Regions from separate parts of the Mus musculus genome. Here region 2 is linked to region 1. Evidence: chromatin loops called from intact Hi-C (ENCODE). Cell type or tissue: heart. All regions are shown on one strand.

Evidence for each region. A loop is a pair of places that touch in the nucleus more often than their neighbours do. Peaks named below come from ENCODE experiments on the same cell type or tissue, not always from the same donor. Only the 100,000 strongest peaks of a DNase experiment are listed, where the experiment ranks them.
Region 2: it touches region 1 in a loop (3-fold over the local background); 10 of 42 quality-filtered maps call a loop at or near these places.

Annotation. Positions count from the first base shown.
Region 1 is chr11:6,525,890-6,533,889 of GRCm38, forward strand. Snhg15 (small nucleolar RNA host gene 15) reads right to left here and starts at 2,871. Exons shown (of 4, transcript NR_045893.1): 1 at 2,659-2,871; 2 at 2,417-2,485; 3 at 466-548. It overlaps LOC115487884 (a small nucleolar RNA gene), which reads right to left and starts at 2,276; the gene lies at 2,144-2,276. In heart, a CTCF peak has its summit at 3,017 (motif pointing left); a DNase peak (open chromatin) is centred at 2,952; H3K4me3 peaks cover 3,013 bases; H3K27ac peaks cover 2,674 bases.
Region 2 is chr11:6,625,431-6,633,430 of GRCm38, forward strand. Tbrg4 (transforming growth factor beta regulated gene 4) reads right to left here and starts at 637. Exons shown (of 12, transcript NM_134011.3): 1 at 535-637. In heart, CTCF peaks have their summits at 3,299 (motif pointing right) and 4,462 (motif pointing left); DNase peaks (open chromatin) are centred at 661, 2,471 and 3,311; H3K4me3 peaks cover 1,758 bases; H3K27ac peaks cover 1,652 bases.

The sequences.
Region 1 (8,000 bases):
TGGCCACTGCCATGAGGGGCAGTGGCATAGCCCAACTTGTGTTTGAGCCCCGACTGCACCCCCAGTGAGCCAATAGGCCCATTGGTCCCTTCTGTAGCAGCCCACTCCATCTAGAATCACGACTTCCTCATGGACACTATGCTGAAATCAAACCAGAGGCAAATGCCATCTACAAGAATCTAACCCAGGAGTCTAACCTTTCTGAGATTTAATCACATGACTTATAATATGGAAAGGTCACAGGTTTCTCATTGTCTTTAAATACACTTTAACCAGATGACTGAGTCATGGACAACTACTAAGTCAGACAGAAGTAGAGCCCGAGCTTCCTGGCACAGGCTGGTAATTCAAACTCTAGGGAGGTAGAAACATGAGTTAAGGAGTTCAAAGCCATCACTGGCTGCATAGCAACTTTGAGGCCAGCCTAATTCCTGATGTGACCTGAGTGTCTTCTTGCATCCTCACCTCTTTGGTGGAAGTTCCACGAAACAGCCTGATGGTCTCTGAAGTGCTATCAAGTCTCTTCTAGCTCCAGCACCTTAGGTTTCCTAGACCGAAGGAAGAGTCAGTGAGCCAAATGCATTAACACTAAGCTGGCAACTGTCCACGTACCATTTACCCCACAGCTTCCATACCAAGAACAGGACATTTCCCTTCAACACAACTCAGTCATGACTGGCACTCCAGAAAAGAACACAGGCTGTAGGACTAGAGATGCCTGCTATCAAAGGAGAAAACCAATTCCTGCAAGCTGTTCTCTGACCTTGATGTTCTATGCCATCCATTGGCCCATACCTACCCATGGACACGCACACAAAAGAAGTACAATTAAAGGTTTGAGTTAAGGGGCTGGAGATAGATAGCTCAGCAGTTATCACTGACTGCTCTTCTAGAAGTCCTGAACTCAGCAACCACGTGGTGGCTCAGAACCATCTGTAATGGGATCTGATGCCCTCTTCTGGTGTGTCTGAAGTCAGTGACAGTGCACTCACATATGTGACATTGAAAGAACTCAGTGGGGAAACCCCCACTCAGCTCCCGATTCGGCGTGCACCCAAGAATCACGAATAGAACACAACACCTTGATGTAACAACAAGAGGTTTTTTTAATGGCGGAGCTCCGGGTCGAAACGTATCTCACATAACAGGAGACAGTGGATTCGACCACGAGGCTTGGAAGCTAGGGGTTTTTATAGAAAAGGAGTGGGGCTGGGGGAGGAATTGGCGCGGTTTCACATCAGCAGCCTGTAACATTTAACTTAGGTCAGAGGGGTGGGAGCTAGGGAGGCGATGGGCTTGCCCGGGCATGTCCTGGTCTGTTCTGCTATGTTCTCAGCCCCAGGTTTCAAAGCTCAGAAACAACTCTTTGGGCTATTTAACATACATTACATGAATTACAGTTTTATTCCCTTTCAACATAAAGATTTGAAATGAGGGCCTGGTGTGGTAACACACACCCTTAATCCCAGTACCTGGGATTCCTTCCTTTTGCCGGGAGGCTTTCCTTAGGTATTGGCACAGCAGCCAGATTTCTACCATCTGCAGGCTCTCTGCCTTTTAAGAACCAGGCCTAAGGCCCGGTGTGGTGGCACACGTCTTTAATCCCAGCACTCGGGAGGTAGAGGCAGATGGATTTCTGAGTTCCAGGCCAGCCTGGTCTACAAAGTGAGTTCCAGGACAGCCAGGGCTACACAGAGAAACCTTGTCTCGAGAAAAGAAAAAAAAAAAAAGAAAAATAAGGCCTAGAGCCCAAATGGAACCAAAACCACGTGTCACCACACCTGGGGTTTTACTTCAACACCGGAGACCCAACTCTGGTACTCCTGCTGTATTTTGTAACTGTTTTAAGGATTTACTACTTTGTACTAACTCTGGAGCACAGAAAAATATTCAGCTGGGTGTAGCCTTACACACCTTTAATCCCAGCACTCAGGAGGCAGAGGTGAGTGGATCTGTTTTGAGTTCCAGGACAGCAAGAACTACAGAGAAACCTTGCCTCAAAACAAAACCAACAAGAAATGACTTATTTGCCTCTGCACCATGTGCAGAACTATCCCACACAGTTAAACAAAACAAAAAACCCAAAGTGCAGCATTGCAAATCTTACCGGCTTGTAATTTATCCACGTGGCAGGTGTCTGCCATATTGTCTGAAATTTCTATAACCTTGCTCTGGAGAGGGCAGGGCAAGGCCTCAAACCACTTCAAAATTGTTCTGGCAAGCACTGTAGGAATGCACAGGGTCACTGCAGACCCAAGCACGCTGGAGGCTTGCTAAGTATATCACTCCAATCCTGCACGACCCATACTGCAGTCTCCCAGTCCCCAGAAGTCTAGGGGAGAGAATTAGTCCTGAAAATGAATTCAAGATACGGAGTTTGGCTTCACCGGCCACCGAGCTTCCACAACTGACTTACCAGGACATGTCCCAAAGCTCGGTCATCCCTTCCACGCTGTAGGGCCACCCACAGGGCCTCGATGTCCACCTAGGAGGGGAGAAAAGACAGATTCAGCGCAGCCAGTGCGTATCACCCAGTTCTAGCCCCTCCGAACGTTCTCTCGTAAAAGGAAAAAAAAATCTCTTGAGGGAAGACTCTGCTTGCTTGGGCGGAACTAGCTGGGGTTGGAAAGGAATCCCCCAGAAACAGGCCTAACTCACCCGGTGGCACGTGTCTCCCCAGGGCAAACGTCCCTGCTCCACCGCAGGCTGATCTCCTGCCACCGAGCTCAGCCATCTCTACCTGGACTCGGAATAGCCCTGCACGGCGCCTGTGCCCTGATGACGGAAGATAAGGTGAGGGCCGCAGCACATGCTAGGAAGGACCCGCCAGCCATGGCTGCCAGCTGAGGACGCTCACGTGTGCTTAAAGTTACGGTCACAGCAGCGAGCCGCGCACGCGTAACGTCACCACGCAGCCCCGCCCAAAGCCGCGTGCGCGGGCTCCAAGACACTGACGTCAGCGCCCCTGGGGCGTGGCCTCGAGCGCGGGTTTAACCCGCTCCCCCAGCTGGCCGGTCCTGGTAGTGGCGGTTGATCGAATGCGGACCTCAGACTCAGGGATTGCCTTCTGCATCCTATCCTTTTAGTAATCCGGGTGCCAAAGCTGGGGCCTGGAACCGGAGGTAGCCCTGGCTGAGAAACACGTGGACGCTGGGCCCTGGGATGGACCAACACAACAACAACCAACAACAAAGTGATGTGAATGGACCAGAAAGTGAGAGGGGGCAGGAAAGAAAACCTCGGTCAGCATTTTTATTTTCTTTATTTTTTGTTTGTTTTGTTTTTCGAGACAAGTTTCTCAGTGAAGGCCTGGCTGTCCAGGAACTCTGTAGAACAGGCTGGCCTCGAACTCAGATCCACCTGCTTCTGCCTCCACAGTGTTAAGATTAAAGGCGTGGGACACCACTGCCCATCTTTTCCTTTCTTTTAAAAACATATGTCTGCCCTTTCTTCACCTTCCAACATGGACTTCTTCACGAATTTGCTGCAGAAACAAGCACCACAAGAAGCACGAGTCTTTGTAATAGTTAACAAAGCTTATGGCCACACTCAGATCAGAAGTCACCGGAGAACCATTCCCAAGCCCAGGGCCTTGAGCTTGCAAATGCTCTACTGTCACATCCTCAGCCCTTTCTTGAATTTTTCTTTCTCTCTTTTATTCCCCCCTCTTTTTAGAGGTTGGGTGGCTTAGTTCTCATTAAATTTCTAGTGACACAAACCACAGGCTCATAACTGAAAAGGAGCTAAGACTTTATTTTTGGCCCAGGAAGGTAGATCGGCAGCGAAAGGCTCTTGCCACTAAGCCTAAATTTGAATCTCAGAAACTATAAGGTGGAAGGAAAGGGGACTTCATCAAATTGTTTGCCCACTCCACTTGTAGGCTGTGTGTATGTGCATGCTTACGTGTCACACATACAAACACACACAAATGTAACAATAAAAATTACAAAGAGTTTATAATTGGTGCTGTAGAGATGGCTCAGTAGTTAAAAGCACTTGCCACTCTTACACAGAGCCCAGATTCAATTCCCAGCGTCCACATGGTGATGACAACTATCCTTAACTGCAGTTCCAGGGATCTGCACATTCAAGTAGCTGGGATTACAATCCGGGCTCACCAGGCCCAGCTGGGAGTCATCTTTTCTGAATGTAGTTGTCAGAGGACTTGAGGCTCCAACTTTCAATGCTTTAATGACAAGAGTTTGTTCCTTGACTCCAAATTGCAAAACCTGCCTGTTTGGGGCCAACACGATGGCTCACTGGGTAAAGAAAGGCACTTGACACAGAGCCTGATGACCTGAGTTTGACCCCTGGCACACTTGTGGTAGGAGAGGAGCAAGTCCCACAAGTTGTTCTTTGAACTCCGTGCATGTGCACGCATTAAATAACTATAATTAAAAAAATTAGGGGCTGGTGAGATGGCTCAGCGGGTAAGAGCACCCGACTGCTCTTCCGAAGGTTCGAAGTTCAAATCCCAGCAACCACATGGTGGCTCACAACCACCCATAATGAGATCTGACTCCTTCTTCTGGAGTGTCTGAAGACAGCTACAGTGTACTTACATATAATAAATAAATCTTTAAAAAAAAAAAAAACTTTAAAAAAAATTAGGGGCTGGTGAGATGGCTCAGTGGGTAAGAGCACCCGACTGCTCTTCCGAAGGTTCGAAGTTCAAATCCCAGCAACCACATGGTGGCTTACAACCACCCATAATGAGATCTGACTCCTTCTTCTGGAGTGTCTGAAGACAGCTACAGTGTACTTACATATAATAAATAAATAAATAAATCTTTAAAAAAAATTAATCCCTACTTGTGTTATTAAATTTTTAAAAACATATTTTATGTGTATATGTCTTAGGGTTTCTATCCCTGTCATAAAACACCATGACCAAAGCCAACGTGGGGAGGGACAGGCTTATTTCACTTACAGTTTCATATGACAGTTCATTATCAAAAGCAGCAAGGACAGGAACTCAAGCAGGTCCCGGACCTGGGGGGCAGAGCTGACCCAAGGGCTATGGAGGGGTACAGCTGACTGCCTTGCTCATCGAGGCATGCTCAGCTTGCTTTCTTACAAAAAGCAGGCTTATAGGACCACCAGTCTAGGGATGGCCCCACCCACAGTGGGATGGACACTTCCCCCATCAATCATTCATTAAGAAAATGCCCTACAGCCAGAGCCAGATTTTTTTTTTTTTTTTTTTTTTGAGACAGGGTTTCTCTGTATAGCTCTGGCTGTCCTGGAACTCACTTTGTAGACCGGGCTGGCCTTGAACTCAGAAATCTGCCTGCCTCTGCCTCCCAAGTGCTGAGATTAAAGGCGTGAGCCACCACGCCCGGCTCTACAGCCAGATCTTATGGTGACATTTTCTCAATTTAGATTCCCTCCTTTCAAATAACTCTGGCTTGTGTCAGAGTTAAATCACAGTATGGGTGTTTTGCCTGCATGTATGTCTGTGTGTGTGTGTGTGCATGTGTGTGTTTGTGCATGTATGTCTGTGTATGTGTGAGGTGTGTGTGTGAGTGTGTGTGTGGTGTATGTGTGTGAGTGTGTGGTGGTGTGTGTGTGTATGTGAGTGTGTGTTGGGAGCCGCCCCCACATTCGCCGTCACAAGATGGCGCTGACATCCTGTGTTCTAAGTGGTAAACAAATAATCTGCGCATGAGCCAAGGGTATTTTATGACTACTTGTACTCTACCTTTCCCGTGAACGTCAGCTCGGCCATGGGCTGCAGCCAATCAGGGAGTGATGCGTCCTAGGCGAAATATAACGCTCCTAAAAAAGGGGACGGGGTTTCCGCCATTCTCTCTCGCTGGCATCTCTCTGGCTCTGCGCGCCCTGCGCTCTCTCGCTGCCTAAAGATGTAAACAATAGAGCACGCTCTGCGCCCCGGCGCGCCAGAGCTCTGGCTCCTAAAATTATTGAAGGGGCTTTCGTTTTGGGGGCTGGGCGCTGGGCGCTTGCCCTCCTGGCTCCCAAAGATGTAAGCAATAAAGTTTTGCCGCAGAAGATTTTGGTTTGTTGCGTCTTTCCTGGCCGGGCGTGAGAACGCGATTAAGAATTGGTGCTGAAATCCGGGACGAGAAATTCCGGGACGAGAAAAAATCCGGGAAGAAAAAACCCGGGAGGAAACTCGGGACGGGAGCTTCACCGGCGCAAGGAAGATCCCTCATTCCAGAACCAGAACTGCGGGTCGCGGTAATAAAGGTTCCCGTAAAGCAGACTGTTAAGAAGGATTCAACTGCATGAATTCAGAACTTTTCAGCTGGGGAACGGCGGTAACCCGTAAGTATAGCTTTACGAGGTACGCCTGGCCTTGAACTTTCTAAGGAAATTCAAGACAGTCTATCAGAAGTAAAGTGGAAAATAGCTTTATAAGGTATGTTTGGCCTTGAACTTTCTCTAGTGTTAGAAGCCCTTTTGTTCCTTTTCACATGTTATCAAGTGGTTAAGGCAGGGCGGATTCTAGATGAAATTCAGGACAATCTATCAGAAGTAAAGCGGGGAGAGAGAGTAGGAGCAAAGAGAAAATATGGTACACAAAATAAGCATACAGGCCTTTCCACGGGTCTTGAACCCGAGGAAAAGTTTAGGTCAGGTAAGAATACCTGGGGAGAGATTAGAAGGAAGGAGAAGGAAAAAGAAAAGAAAAAAGATCAATCAGCGGAGGCTTCTAGGAGAAGGAGCCTCTACTCATCACTAGGTGAGCTCAAGGAGCCAGTTTTTAATAGTTCTGAATCAGATGAAAAGGCTATTAGGGCCTGGAAGGCGCTCTCCCGAGCAGGTGAAGCCACTGGACAATAATGACAGAGGCAGGCTCTTGCAGCCTACAAGGTCTTATTGTCCACCCTGGAGTTGTAGATCAGGATTGTAAAGGGGAACTTCAGGTTCTCTGTTCTTGTCCTCAAGTTGTCTTTTCTATATCACAAGGGGACAAAATAGCTCAACTAATAATTTTGCCAAGCCTACATGGCTGTTTTTTCTTCCTCTGATATTCCTAGAGCTGCCAGAGGGATTGGTTCTACTAGAAATGATTCTGATTACTTAATAATGCCTTTAGATTGTTGTCAAATTTTATCTACTCACGTAGGGGTAAACCCTCGTGGCGCCAGGCCATTACAGGTCTGACAAATGGATGTCACGCATATTTCCTCCTTTGAGAGAAATCAATATTTACATGTTTAGAAGAAACCCACTTAAAAATGGGATTGTGGTATATACTGATGGATCAAAAACTGGCATAGGTGCCTATGTGGCTAATGGTAAAGTGGTATCCAAACAATATAATGAAAATTCACCTCAAGTGGTAGAATGTTTAGTGGTTTTAGAAGTTTTAAAAACCTTTTTAGAACCCCTTAATATTGTGTCAGATTCCTGTTATGTGGTTAATGCAGTAAATCTTTTAGAAGTGGCTGGAGTGATTAAGCCTTCCAGTAGAGTTGCCAATATTTTTCAGCAGATACAATTAGTTTTGTTATCTAGAAGATCTCCTGTTTATATTACTCATGTTAGAGCCCATTCAGGCCTACCTGGCCCCATGGCTCTGGGAAATGATTTGGCAGATAAGGCCACTAAAGTGGTGGCTGCTGCCCTATCATCCCCGGTAGAGGCTGCAAGAAATTTTCATAACAATTTTCATGTGACGGCTGAAACATTACGCAGTCGTTTCTCCTTGACAAGAAAAGAAGCCCGTGACATTGTTACTCAATGTCAAAGCTGCTGTGAGTTCTTGCCAGTTCCTCATGTGGGAATTAACCCACGCGGTATTCGACCTCTACAGGTCTGGCAAATGGATGTTACACATGTTTCTTCCTTTGGAAAACTTCAATATCTCCATGTGTCCATTGACACATGTTCTGGCATCATGTTTGCCTCTCCGTTAACCGGAGAAAAAGCCTCACATGTGATTCAACATTGCCTTGAGGCATGGAGTGCTTTGGGGGAAACCCAAACTCCTCAAGACTGATAATGGATCAGCTTATACGTCTCAAAAATTT
Region 2 (8,000 bases), 100 kb after region 1:
TATCCATCACTTACTGAACCCAGACAGTAAAGAAGCGCTGGAGAGCCGGGCGTGGTGGTGCACGCCTTTAATCCCAGCACTTTGGAGGCAGAGGCAGGTGGATTTCTGAGTTCGAGGCCAGCCTGGTCTACAGAGTGAGTTCCAGGACAGCCAGGGCTACACAGAGAAACCCTGTCTCAAAAAACCAAAAAAAAAAAAAAAAAAAAAAAAAAAAAGCACTGGCAAACTACCGATTTTCAAGACCTGCGACTAAGTAAATATCGACCCTGAAACCTAAAATGCAGAAACACGAAAAGTGACTGGCAGGGGACGCCAAGGGTCACTGCGGGCAGCGGAGCTTCCCGGGATAGGCCTCGTGTCTACCGCGGGCCGAGGAGCGCGTGCGCAATCGCAGCCCGGAACCGAATTTGCAACCGAACAGCGCCCTTGGGGCACGGTGTCGAGAGTCCCTTTCCTGGCTCCCCCCACAACAGCCCCGCCGGTCCTTACTAACTGCTGCCCTTCCCAGCCACGCTTCCCGTCTCGGATACCCACGTTCAGAAACCCGGTCTCTCCAGGACGCCAGACTGCGGCGGCGATCACCCTCACTGACCTCCATCAGCCTACGGCCTCCACGCGGCCTGGCGCGCTCACTGACGTCACTGGCGCGCCGCCGGAAGCTAGGTGGCCCAGTGCTCCCGGACGGAGGCCACGCCCTCCGCCCCTTCCGCAGTCGCCATCTTTGTTGCGCTCAGGCTTCCGGTACTGGGAAGTGTAGTGAGATCCTGGTCGTGGGAAACGTAGACGGGAAGGAGAGGGTGAATTCTACACGGCAGGGCACGTCGGGCCAGAGTCTCCTACTTGTGCGGAGTTTGGGTAGCGACTCTGATGTCAGCCCGTTCTGCCCCACTCCCTTGGGCCTTTCACAGGTCCTGTAGGAGAGGCGTGAGTTGGGACCGCCGTGTTGACTTTGGGGTTCGGGGCGGGAAGGCATTGCCAGGTGTCGGGTAATTACAGAGAAGCGAGTTGTAGCTCCAGCTGAAGGTCTTTTCGGAAATGCAAGCAGTTTGTCTAGATTAAACAAGTAAAGGACATACCGTATACAACGGCACACCGATAAATTGCTGTAATCTCAGTAATGGAGGCAGGAGGCCGAGGGCTAGCCTGTACTACTGTGGAGGCCCTGCATCAAGAAGCAGAATAGCCGGGCGTGGTGGCACACACCTTAAAACCCCAGCCAGGAGACAGGAAAAAGGATCTTTGAGGTCGTGGCTAGCTTGGTCTACATACCAAGTTTAGGACAGCCGGGACGACCTGGAGAAGGCCCTGCCTTAGCGCACGGCAGGACTGAGGAGATAGTACAAAATGCTGGGTAGGATGGTTGGGAGGTGAGTTTTCCCAGTAATCCCAGTGCTAGGAAACCACAGACGGCATCTCTGGGACAAAGGTGTATGTGTGCATGAAGAGATCACAGGAAAACTTGGGGAAATTTGTTTCTTCCAATCATGTGGGATCTGGGAATTGAACTCACAGTCAAGTGGCCCCTAAACTAACTGTCTGTTTTCCTAGACAGCGTTTCTCCTTGTAGCCTTGGCTGTTTTGGAACTCGCTGTGTAGACCAGGCTGGTCTTGAACTCACAGAGATCCCCCTCCTTCTGCCTCTGGAGTGCAGGACAAAAGACATGCCCCACCCCCACCCCCAGGTCCCCACTAAGTTATCCTGCTGGCCCTAATTTTGTAGAAAGGAAAATTTAACTTAAAATTTTCCTTGAAAAATCTTTATGTTTGTAAGAGTGTATTACTTCTCTCCTTTGTGGCTAAAATCAAGCGTAAACGCTGGTTCTTGTTAATAAAAGATTGCTGAATTATCCAGGGAAGCTTCTCTTGCTTTAGCCTTACAGTAGCTAGCATTATATTGCCACACTAGCTTTACCTTGGTGGTTCTTGTTTAAGAGTCTCATGCTGAATTCAAAATTTAGCTCAAAAAGGTCAGAGATAATATAGATATAAAACTCCTAAGGGGAAACACATTTTTACTATCTTGGATTAAACAGTAGTTTCTTAGTAGGAAACCAAAAGCAAAAATGACAAAAAGGAAAAACAAACAAACAAAACAAAGATAAAATGGACCAGAAAGGAAATGAAGGGTTGCAGTGGTGGACATACCACCACAGCCAGCTGAGAATGTATAAAATTCTTAGTGCTGGGACTGTTGTCTTGGAGGCCTACTGCCTCTGTTTGCTAAATAGGCCTAGTCCTGGAAGCTTCTAGCCTCTGTAGAATCTTATCTAGGCCTAGAATGTTTTCAGCCTCTGAGACTTGTTGCTGAATAAGCTCACCCTTTCTAGCTTCTTTTGAGCTGGTCAACTCAGCTGTTCTGGCTCAAAACTCCTCTCCACACTCTCCACACTCTCCACACTGACTGATTCAAGCTGGCTTCTTTCTTGGCCTCTTGACTGTTTTGCTTGAACTCCTACTAACTTTGGCAATCTGTTGTAATCTTCTGGGTCCTCATTCTCTGGCTCCTGTCTTCACTTGTGTCTAATTTATTCACTCGGCAATCTGCCTCTGTACAACTGTCGCAGTAAAACCGCTTCCTTCCTTTTCTCTGCGCTGCCCCTCAAGTAGCTTCCCTTTCCTCTTGTGAGAGTTGGGCAGATCATATTCTGTCAGATCCTTCTCTGATTCTTCACTTCACCTGCCACTCAATTAGGTAGACATCACTTTCAAACATGGGTGCTTCCTTCTACAAACTTACTTTACTGTCATTGTTTGGGATTAGAGCTGTGTGCTAAGAGCTGCCACAACTACAAACAGGTTTTCCAGTAAGTAACACAGTCTTAGGGTTCACAGTGTGATCAGATATTCTGTAACAGTGAAAGGCTGGAGCCTCTGAAGACAGCACCTCCACTCAAGGCTCCTTAAAGCTGTGAGCCACCCTCATCTCATGCCTATACCTCGCCACAGTTCCTGGAACCAACCCCAGGCTAGACCAGGTGCCAGAGGCCTTGTAGCCCCAGGACTATGGCAGCTAGAAGTATGGGAATGGGTTCATTTTCTCTGCCAATTAAATAATTAAGTAGGAAAGATGTGTTATTGGGGATCTTGGGGAACCCCAGGAGAGCCATTCTATGGCGCCTAGGGAATCAGGGTTCTTCCTTAGGGTTATTAATAAAATAATTTAGGACATACACACAAATGGAAGCCTAGGACAGTTAGAGTTCAAAAAGAAAACCCCGGGGCCGGTCAGCCATAAACCTCAAAGCTGCCTGGGGACTGGAGAATAGCCCTGCAGCTTGAGCTGGGCAGTTCACAGGTTAGCCACCGGGTGGCAGGCATCCATGTGGCCGGGAGCTAGAGCCATGCAGCTCAGATAGGGTCAGCCACCATGTTTGTCAGGCAACCTTGTGCTGGGGAGTAGAGCTTTAGGAAAGGAGCAAGGAACCCCAAAGTGTTAGGGGATTTAAGATGGACTTTGGCCAATGTCTTTGTTAGGTTGCTATCACTGTGATAAAAACCATAGCCAAAGCAACTTGTGGTTTACTTGACTCACATCACACATCATCATCAAAGAAAGGACAGGAGCTCAAGGCAGAAACTGGAGCAGAGGCCATTGCTAGGGTTGGTCTTGTGCAAGATATGCTTAGATGCTGCTGAGTTCTGTGACCAGGATCAGGTTGTAATCTGGACATGGGCATTGTATTGACCAACGTGCTGTAAAGAATGCTTTTTTTTTTTAAGATTTATTTATTTAATGTATATGAGTACACTGTAGTTGTCTTCAGACACACCAGAAGAGGGCATCAAACTCCATTACAGATGGTTGAGAGCCACCATGTGGTTGCTGGGAATTGAACTCAGGACCTCTGGAAGAGCAGTCGGTGCTCTTAACCACTGAGCCATCTCCCCAGCCCCAAGAATGCTTCTTAAGGCTTACCCTGACTCTGTTGCCTGCCTGTGGATATTGTTCCCCTAACTGGGTTGCCTCATCTGGCCTCAGTGGGGAGGAGGTGCCTAGTCCTGCAGTGACTTGAGGGAATGGAAGAAGGACCACTGGTCCTAACGTGAATGGTGTGGATGCTGAAACTGAACTGGCCTTGAGCTCCATGCACAGGTGACCTGCTGAGCCACCTGAGCACACAGTAGCCAGCAGAGCTACTGCACCTCCTCACCTCAGACCCAAAAGGCATAGTCAGGAAGCAGAGAGAAATGAATGTTGATGGTCAGCTATATTTTTTATTTTTTTTTTGCAGGGTGGGGGGAGAGGGTTAGAGACAGTCTTTAGAGCAGTCCTGGCTGCCCTGGAGCTCACTGGCTGGCCTCAGACTCAGAGATCCTCCTGCCTCTGCCTTTTGCATGATGTAATTAAAGATGTGTGTGAGATGGCTCAGAGGTTAAGAGAACTGGCTGCTCTTCCACAGGTCCTAAGTTCAATTCCTGCAACTACATGGTGGCTCACAACCATCTATAAGGGAACTGGTGCCCTCTTCTGGCCTGAGGGTGTATATGCATCAGAGCAGTCATACTTTAAATTAATAATAATAATAATAATAATAATAATATGTGTGCCACCATGCCTGGCTTTGACTTTCTTCTCTTTATTTATTTTGGTATTCCAGTCCCCAGAATGGTGTTCTCCACCCCTTCCCTCCCATTCACATGGGTCTTTTCTCCTTGTTAAAGTCATCTAGAAACATCTTTTTTTTTTTCAGTGTATGAGAAGAACAATTTTTTTTTTGTTCTTTTACCAAATTTGTGTTTTTCTATTTGACAGATATCTATACTTTTTCTGAGTCCCAAATGGAAGTGAAATTATTTCTCTTCCTTCTTTCTTTCCTTCCTTCCTTTTAAAAATTATTTACTTATTTTATGTATGTGAGTACACTGTAGCTGTCTTCAAACAGAAGAGGGCATCAGATCTCATTACAGATGGTTGTAAGCCACCATGTGGTTGCTGGGAATTGAACTCAGGACCTCTGGAAGAGCAGTCAGTTCTCTTAACTGCTGAGCCATCTCACCAGCCCAGAACAATTATTTTTTATTGGATGTTTCCTTTATTTACATTTCAAATGTTAATATCCCCTTTCCTGATTTTCCCTCCCCAAACCCCCTATCCCATTCCCCTTCCCCCTGCTCACAAACCTACCCATACCCACTTCCTGGCCCTGGCATTTCCCTATACTGGGGCATAGAGTCCTCACAGGACTAAGGGCCTCTCCTCCCATTGATGACTGACTAGGCCATCCTCTGACACATATGCAGCTGGAGCCATGAGTCCCACCATGTGTACTCTTTGGTTGGTGGTTTAGTCCCAGGGAGCTCTGGGGGTACTGGTTGGTTCATATTGTTCCTCCTATGGGGCTGCAAACCCCTTCAGCTCCTTGGATCCTTTCTCTAGCTCCTTCATTGGGGACCCTGTGCTCAGTCCAATGGAAGGCTGTGAGCATCCACTTGTGTATTTGTCAGGCACTGGCAGAGCCTCTCATGAGACAGCTCTATCACGCTCCTGTCAGCAAGCAGTCTAGAAACATCTTAATCAGCACACCTTTGCCTCCCAAGTGCTGGGATTAAAGGCCACCACTGCCTGGTATCTTTTTTTTTCTAATGATTTATTTATTTTATATATGTGAGTATACTGTCACGGTCTTCAGACACATCAGAAGAGGGCATCAGATTCCATTATAGATGGTTGTGAGCCACCATGTGGTTGCTGGGAATTGAACTCAGACTCCTGGAAGAACAACCAGTGCTCTTAACCACTGAGCCATCTCTCCAGCTCCTCCATGCTGATTCTAAATTCAGTCAAATTAACAATTAAAATTAATCTTCCCAGTATTTGGCCCTTAAGATGGCAAAGCCATGTGACCTTCCCTTTATTATGACTGGTAGGAGGCAAGAAAGGAGAGACATGAACAAATATCTACTCAGCCCAGATAGGGAACCAATGATGGATCACAGTAAGAGACTGCCAAAGTCCAGCTTGATGAAACAATGAGTGTTCTTTGGGTTACTCATAGCAGTATGAGTGAAGGTGTCTTAGTTACTTTCCTATTGCGGTGATAAGCCACTATGATCAAGACAACATACAGAAAGAGTTTATTGAGAGTTTACTGTTTCAGAGGGTTAAAGTCCATGACCATCATGACAAGGAGCATGGAAGTAAGCAGGCTTGGCACTGAAGCAGTAGCTGAAGGTTTGCATCTTGATCCACAGTAGGAGGCAGAGAGAGAAAGAACCTACACTGGGAATAGCATGGACTTTTGAAACCTTGGTGACACATCTCCAAAAGGTCACAGCCCCTAGTCCTTCCCAAAGAGTTCCACCGGCTGATGACCATGCATCCAAGCACAGGAACCTATGGGGCCGTTCTCATTCACACCACCACAGAGGGTTACTTACAGGAGCAGAAGTGACTCGAGACGACTTAACTACCGAAGCCCACCCTAGTGTGAGCAACGGCTCATGAAAACTGGGAACCTGGAGCATACTGTGCAGCAGGTAGGCAGCTCCATGGGCTGGGGAGGGTCCTTTACAAGTAGCTTGCTGGTCTGAGTTTTTTTCCATATGGCTTACTGGCCCAAGAGTGTCTTTCAGCAGTTTTTACTGCTTATATACATTTGAGGAAGGAGGAGCCTAGCACATGTGATCAGTTTCAGAAACTTCCTGAAAGTTTTGTGTTGTTTACTTCCTGAGTTTTAACTAGCTTCTCTGCAGGATGGAGCTTTTGAGTTTTAGCTGGCACCCCTTTTTAGAAAATCCCATGACTTTCTAGGATTCTCTCCAAGATGGAGGATTTTTGTCTCAGGGGAAATTGCTATAAAACACTACCCTAGTCTGATCCAGTTCATTTGAGATGCAGCCAAATCATAGCTTCAGATGGGTGTAAGAAATATTGTTTTGTGTTTTTCTACCCAGGTAGCTAGCCTAACAAGGACCCATATTTCCCAAGTCCCCTCCTCCCTCTTTATACCCATTAGCTAATTGCGTCAAATGTCAATCCCATCAGTTATGAAGTTGAGCTCCCACCAACGGGAAGAAACACAGTCACCATTTACATCAGAGATGAGAGCTGGAGGCCATTTTGGCTAAGAGTGCTGCTTTCTAGCCTGGTTTGGCTTCTGATGCATGCTTCTTTTTGCAGAAAAGAAATTGCCTTGCCCGTGCTGACTTCCTTTTGCTTTTTTCATGTGCTTCTTTGTGTGACAAGATGTTTATCTTCCCAGCATAGAGACTTGAAAGGGTGGTTTCCATAGCTTCAAATGGGGACTGATCATATGGGAACTTCTGCAGGTTCAGATGGGCTGGTCACCACAAAGACCAGGCACAGGATTAGTGTGGGCTGGACCTCCCAGATCAACTCATGACCTCCAGGTACGAGAGAGGGGATGGTGGCTGAATTCAGTCACCGACAGTCAGTAGTTTAATCGATCATGATTATGTAATGAAACTTCCTAAAAGCTCTGGACTTGAATGATGAGGAAGATTTCTGGTGTGCCTGGTGGGTGTCTGTCCCATAGGGACATTCCTGCATCTTCCACCCCTTGGCCCCTCCTTACTTCTCTTCATCTGTGTGGGGTTTTGAATAAGAGTGGTCCCCTTAGGCTCAAAGATTTAAATGTGTGGCCATTAGGGATTGGGAGGTATAGCCTCATTGTTGGAAGAAATGTGTTACTAGGGGTGGCCTTTGGGATTTCAAAAGCCCAAGCCAGGCCCAGTGGCACCCTCTCTTCATGCTGCCTGTGGGCTCTGATGTAGAACTTGCAGCTCCTTTTCCAGCACCACATCTGCCTATGTGTCATCAGGCTTCCATCTTGATGATGATGGACCAAACCTCTGAAAATATAAGCCAATTAAATGTAAGCCCCAATTAAATTAAATTAAAATCTTATAAGAGTTGTCATGGCCATGGTGTCTCTTTATGGCCATAGGTCATCGAGTAAGACAATCTGGCTACTCTTGATCTCTGTCCTTCATGACCCTTTATAAGCTCAGTGCTTGAAGTGCTTTTATGAGTTATTCTA